Linked DNA regions of Homo sapiens: region 1 is linked to region 2. Evidence: chromatin contacts called from ENCODE Hi-C or POLR2A ChIA-PET data. All regions are on one chromosome and are shown on one strand. Each heading gives the region's core, a stretch centred on a gene start or an enhancer-like site at or near the end of the contact. The rest is flanking DNA. Distances are from core to core; before and after follow the strand shown. Region 1 overlaps DYNLT2B (dynein light chain Tctex-type 2B). Region 2 overlaps LINC00885 (long intergenic non-protein coding RNA 885).

Region 1 (2,700 bases), core at 82-2,581, 130 kb after region 2:
GAAGGAAGGAAAGAAAGAAGGAAGGAAAGAAAGAAACAGAACATAGTGTAACAAAATCAAAACATTAAAAATATAAGGCCTAAAACACAACAGATTCAGTTGTCAAACTACTAACATCTTTATTTTGTCAAGATATTTAACAATATTAAAAAGTTCAGATTTCTTCATGGTCATGTCTTTTACCAGCTTTTCAAAGATTCATTCAGTAGTAGAAACAGCCAAATGCTGCTACAACGCAGAATAAACTGTCCTAAAAAATAAATACAACACACACACACATCCAGAATGTTAGTACTAAAGAGGGAATGAGAGCAGCACAGGCAACTGAAACTAACACCATCTCAGATCTTTCCAATTTTTTTTTTCTTTTTTGAGACAGGGTGTCACTCTATCACCCAGGCTGGAGTGCAGTGGTGTGATCTCAGCTCACTGCAGCCTCGACCTCCTACACTCAGGCAATCCTTCTACCTCAGCCTCCAGAGTAGCTAGGACCACAGGTGCCTGCCACCATACCAGGCTAATTTTGTTTATTTTTTGTAAAGATGAGGTCTCACTATGTTGCCCAGGCTGTTCTTGAACTCCTGGGATCAAGCAATCCACCCATGTTGGTCTCCAAAAGTGCTGGGATCATAGGCGTGAGCCACCTCACCCAGCCACCAATTTTCAATCAGGAAGACTTTTTCCTTCTTCAAGAAGTGAAGGGTTTCCAGAGTATAGCTACACTATTGCTTGCCTGAGGGTGACTACAAAATTGCTTGCTAAAAGGTTAGGATGGGTAAAGAATTAGATTTTCTGAATGCAAAAATAAAATGTGAACTAATGAACTTTAGGTAATACATATTCATAAAATAATTATTCACATATTTCCTGATTTATCACAGAAATAATGTATGAAATGCTTTGAGTTTCTTGGAGTAAACTCCATTACTCATCCCAAGAAACCATATTATAAGTATCACTGATAATAAGAACAACAGGACCTTGTCATAAATTCTGGATAAGAGAAATAGTCTCTGGGTGTTTGTTCTTAATTGATAAAATTTACTTGTCCATCTTTTAGTTCAGAATCACAAAATGCTTTCCAGAGCCCAGTCAAATTGCTTAAAACATTTTTAGGCATTTATTACAAGATTTCCACCTGCCTCAGCAACTCCTGCACCACTAACCTCACCTCCAGCCTGGTAATGATGGGATTAAAACAATTCCAACTCAAGTACCTGATGATTAACCAAAAGCAAAATTCTTTGGTTTAGCCCAGCTCCCTGGCTCCTTGGGTGGATAACTCTGAACTGTGTTCTACGACAGTGCTGTGATAAAGGACCTGCTTTGTTTTTAACTTCCGGTCCTTCATGGAAGGATGCTTTTGTAAAATGCAATAAAAATAGGTAACTCAGAACATGAAATGAAAAAAAGGAACATACAAATACAGCCCCAATTTTTTTCTTAGATTCACTGCACAGAAGATTACTTTGTCAAATTGCTGTAAGAGTTTCTAAACCAACCCTTATACTCAGTGTATTGTTTACCTCATCATGGACCTGTAACAAACAGGTCACAGAGCCGTGCTGGTCTGTGCACCCCACTGTGAGTGGCCCTGTTCTACAGCACCACCCAGAGTTCTCCAACAGGACTGAGCCCTGTCATCCAGCAGTTTTCCGCTCAATACCACATGATTTTCCCTCCTTTCTCATTTCCTCTGCCTCTACTAATGTTTCCTGGAATCTCCCAAATAAAGTGCTTTTTTTTTGAGACAGAGTCTTGCCCTCTCGCCCAGGCTGGAGTGCAGTGGCACAATCTTGGCTCACTGCAACCTCCGCCCTCTGGGTTCAAGCAATTCTCCTGCCTCAGCCTCCCAAGTAGCTGGGACTACAGGCGCCCGCCACCTTGCCCGGCTAGTTTTTGTATTTTTAGTAGAGATGGGGTTTCACCATGTTGGCCAGGCTGGTCTTGAACTCCTGACCTCAGGTGATCCACCCGCCTCGGCCTCCCAGAGTGCTGGGATTACAGGCGTGAGCCACCACACCCAGCCTAAAGTTTTTTATTACATATTTGTTCATTTGAGTATTGAGTGGCCCCCACTGGATGTTAATAGGCAGAAACCATGCCTGTCTTATTCATCATTTTGTCCCTAGCCCCTCAGGTGCAGAAGCTGACACATAATAGGAGCTCAGAACTATTTGTTGAATGAATGAATTGTATCATCTAAAGATGCATTTTTTGGCCAGGCCCAGTGGCTCATGCCTGTAATCCCAGCACTTTGGGAGGCCAAAGCAGGCAGATCACCTGAGGTCAGGAGTTGGAGACCAGCCTGACCAAATAGTGAAACCTTGTCTCTACTAAAAAATACAAAAATTAGCCGAGCGTGGTGGCATGCACCTGTAGTCCCAGCTACTCGGGAGGCTGGGGCAGGAGAATTACTTGAACCTGGGAGGCAGAGGTTGCAGTGAGCCGTGATGGCACCACCACTCTCCAGCCTAGGTGACAGAGTGAGACTCCGTCTCAAAACAAACAAACAAGATGCATTTTTTTTTTTTTTTTTGAGACAGAGTCTCGCTCTGTCTCCAGGCTGGAGTACAGTGGCACAATCTCGCCTCACTGCAACCTCTGCCTCCCAGGTTCAAGCAATTCTCCTGCCTCAGCCTCCCGAGTAGCTGGGATTACAGGCACCCAACACCACACCTGGCTAATTTTTGTATTTTT
Region 2 (2,833 bases), core at 270-2,769:
GCAGCCCTTCAGTTTCGGCATCTGTAAAACGAGACACCTGACTAACCCTTAGGCTGCTGTGAGCGCTCAGGTCACCCAGCATGGAGCCTGGAGTGAGAAACCTGTTACAGATGTTTGCTTCTTCCCTTCCCTTCTCCTGTGAATAAAAGGGGCTGTTCACCTGACATGGCCTACCCTTAGGAAACTCAAGGTGCCTCTTTTTTTTTTCTGAGACAGAGTCTTGCTCTATTGCCCAGGCTGGAGTGCAGTGGCACGATCTTGGCTCACTACAACCTCTGCCTCCCGGATTCAAGCTATTCTCCTGCCTCAGCCTCCCCAGTAGCCGGGACTACAGGCACACGCCACCACGTCTGGCTAATTTTTGTATTTTTAGTAGAGACAGGGTTTCACCATATTGGCCAGGTTGGTCTCGAACTCCTGACCTCATGATCCGCCTGCCTTGGCCTCCCAAAGTGCTGGGATTACAGGCATGAACCATGATGTCCAGCCATGACCACTCTCTTTTCTATGTCCCTGGGGAGAGACCTCGAATTTTATTTGGAGCCTGTCTTTATAAAGACTCTAAATTGTGGCCAGGCACAGTGGCTCATGCCTGTAATCTGAGCACTTTAGGAAGCCGAGGCGGGTGGAGGTCAGGAGTTAGAGACCAGCCTGGCCAACACGGTGAAGCCCCATCTCTACTAAAAATACAAAAAATTAGCTGCGTATGGTGCCGCACACCTGTAATCCCCAGCTACTTGGGAGGCTGAGGCAGGAGAATCGCTTGAATCTGGGAGGTGGAGGTTGCAGTGAGCCAAGATGACACCACTGCACTCCAGCCTGGGCAACAGAGTAAGACTCCATCTCAAAAAAAAAAAAAAAAGACTCTAAATAGTGTTTATATATGGTGTATATATATATATATATCTTTGATGTATATCTTTGTCCATCAGGTCAGCTTGTTCTTTCGAAACCCTCTCCAGTCACTAGTTTTGTTGTCGTTGTTGTTGTCTGAGACGGAGTTTCGCGCTCGTCACCCAGGCTGGACTGCAATGGCATGATCTTGGCTCACTGCCACCTCCGCCTCCCAGGTTCTAGCAATTCTTCTGCCTCAGCCTCCCAAGTAGCTGGGATTACAGGTGCGGGCCACCACACCCAGCTAATTTTTTGTATTTTGAGTAGAGACGGCGTTTCACTGGTTCAGTGTTTGTACGTGAGTGCGTTCCCACAAATGGCAGTGTGTGCTGTGCGTGGTTTGGTAACCTTCATTGTTTTACTCCACAGCTTGTTTTGAGAGTCCCCTCCATTGAAACACGCACATCTAATTTGTCCTTCAGTTCGCTGGACTCCACGCTGAACGTGCCATGCTCCATTGCCCCGTGAGTAACTCCATGCTCTTGCCGGTTTCACACGGCCTCTCAGAGCTGGAGCCTTTGTTCAGGAGCCCTGGGCAGCTTTCAGGAAGCTCTTGGGCTCATCAGCTTCCTCTGGCTGAAGCCGCCCCAGTGGAATCATGGGGATTTCTTACTTTGAAGGTGGGGCCACCCGCAGACTGTAACCGGCTGGTTCAAGATCAAGGACTTCCCCAGGCCACCTGCCTCAGAGGCAAGAAAGGCTCAGCTGAGTCCCAGACACTCCTCGCTGTGGCCCCTCCTTCCTCCCTGCTGGGCAGGCCCCCCTCAATTCTGTTTGCCAGCAGGGCCTAGTAACACTGAAAGACGAAAAGGGAAATAAAATAAACACAATTAATAGGCTAAAGGTTACTGAATAAAGTGGCAGCAGTAAATAAATTGACTACTGTGCAAATACAAAGACATGAAGACATGAAACCCCTGCTCTAAATGACCACTCACCAAGAGCAAGGCCTGGGCTGGAGGCAGGGAGCACCTCCCTAAGGAGCACTCCCTCTTTCCCGGAGTGAGTCCTCCTTCTAGATGGAATTCAGTCCGGGTTCCTCTTGAGCCACAGTCCCTGTTGGGGCCTATCTCAGTGGACTCAAGATCCTGAACTTCTTCCAGATTGCTGACTACACATTTGAGTCACCCAGAGATTAAAAGAAAAAACAAATAATTTCCCAGTGATCAGGAGTAAATCAGCTGGGGCAGGGTTGGTGCTATGAATGACCACACTGATTTGTACACTTCACTGATTTGTAGTGTTTGCTATTTCCGTCGTGTAAATACTGCCAACATGGACAATCTTCAGTTGCTAATGGTTTACTAACTGGCTTGTAAATGAATTCATTCAGTATTCAAGAAAATGGCACTACATTTAGAAACATTTTGTAGCATTTCTTACTTTCTAAGAATTTCCAATAGACACCATGATCACTAAAAAATCATAACCAGGCTGGGGGCAGTGGCTCACGCCTATAATTCCAATAATTTGGGAGACCAAGGAGGGAAGATCACTTGAGGCCAGGAGTTTGAGACCAGCCTGGGCAACATAGCAAAGACTCCATCTCTACAAAAAAAAAAAAAAAAAAAAAAAAAAAAAGTTAGGCAGCTGGTGGCAGGCACCTGTGGTCCCAGCTATTCAGGAGGCTGAAGCAGGAGGATCACTTGAGCCCAGGAGGTTGAAGTTACACTGAGCCGTGATCACACCACTGCATTCCAAATAAAAACTAAATTAAAATATATATATATATATATATATATATTTTTTTTTTTTTTTTTTTTTTTTTTTTTTTTCTGAGACAGAGTCTAGCTCTGTGTCCAGACTGGAGTGCAGTGGCATGATCTCGGCAACCTCCACCTCCCAGGTTCAAGTGATTCTCCTGCCTCAGCCTCCGGAGTAGCTGGGATTACAGGCGTCTGCCACCACGCCCAGGTAATTTTTGTATTTTTGGTAGAGA

What was found. Hi-C counts contacts between places; a loop is a spot of excess contacts on that map. ChIA-PET counts read pairs that join two places held with the same protein, here RNA polymerase II (POLR2A). Pooled maps may share reads with other maps.
Region 1: a pooled map shows a loop between it and region 2 (3-fold over the local background). The contact joins two enhancer-like sites. A Hi-C loop is called at or near these places in 2 of 50 pooled maps. POLR2A ChIA-PET finds 5 or more read pairs at or near these places in 4 of 52 experiments (GM12878, WTC11, activated CD4-positive, alpha-beta T cell and 1 more).

The regions. Positions count from the first base shown.
Region 1 is chr3:196,291,125-196,293,824 of GRCh38, forward strand. It overlaps DYNLT2B (dynein light chain Tctex-type 2B), which reads right to left. Exons shown (of 5, transcript NM_152773.5): 5 at 95-250. The coding sequence ends at 203. Among named protein-coding and RNA genes, the nearest start is that of PCYT1A, 4.7 kb to the left of the region's middle. RefSeq lists an enhancer at 1,623-1,712. Within about 2 kb of position 1,332, at least 3 of the 41 ENCODE cell types and tissues checked have a DNase peak (open chromatin) inside an H3K27ac peak, as active enhancers do; they include GM12878, where a contact is called at or near this core.
Region 2 is chr3:196,158,637-196,161,469 of GRCh38, forward strand. It overlaps LINC00885 (long intergenic non-protein coding RNA 885), which reads left to right. Exons shown (of 3, transcript NR_034088.1): 3 at 1,264-2,254. Among named protein-coding and RNA genes, the nearest start is that of LINC00885, 17 kb to the left of the region's middle. RefSeq lists enhancers at 1,231-1,300, 1,321-1,520 and a silencer at 1,821-1,870. Within about 2 kb of position 1,520, at least 17 of the 41 ENCODE cell types and tissues checked have a DNase peak (open chromatin) inside an H3K27ac peak, as active enhancers do; they include GM12878, where a contact is called at or near this core.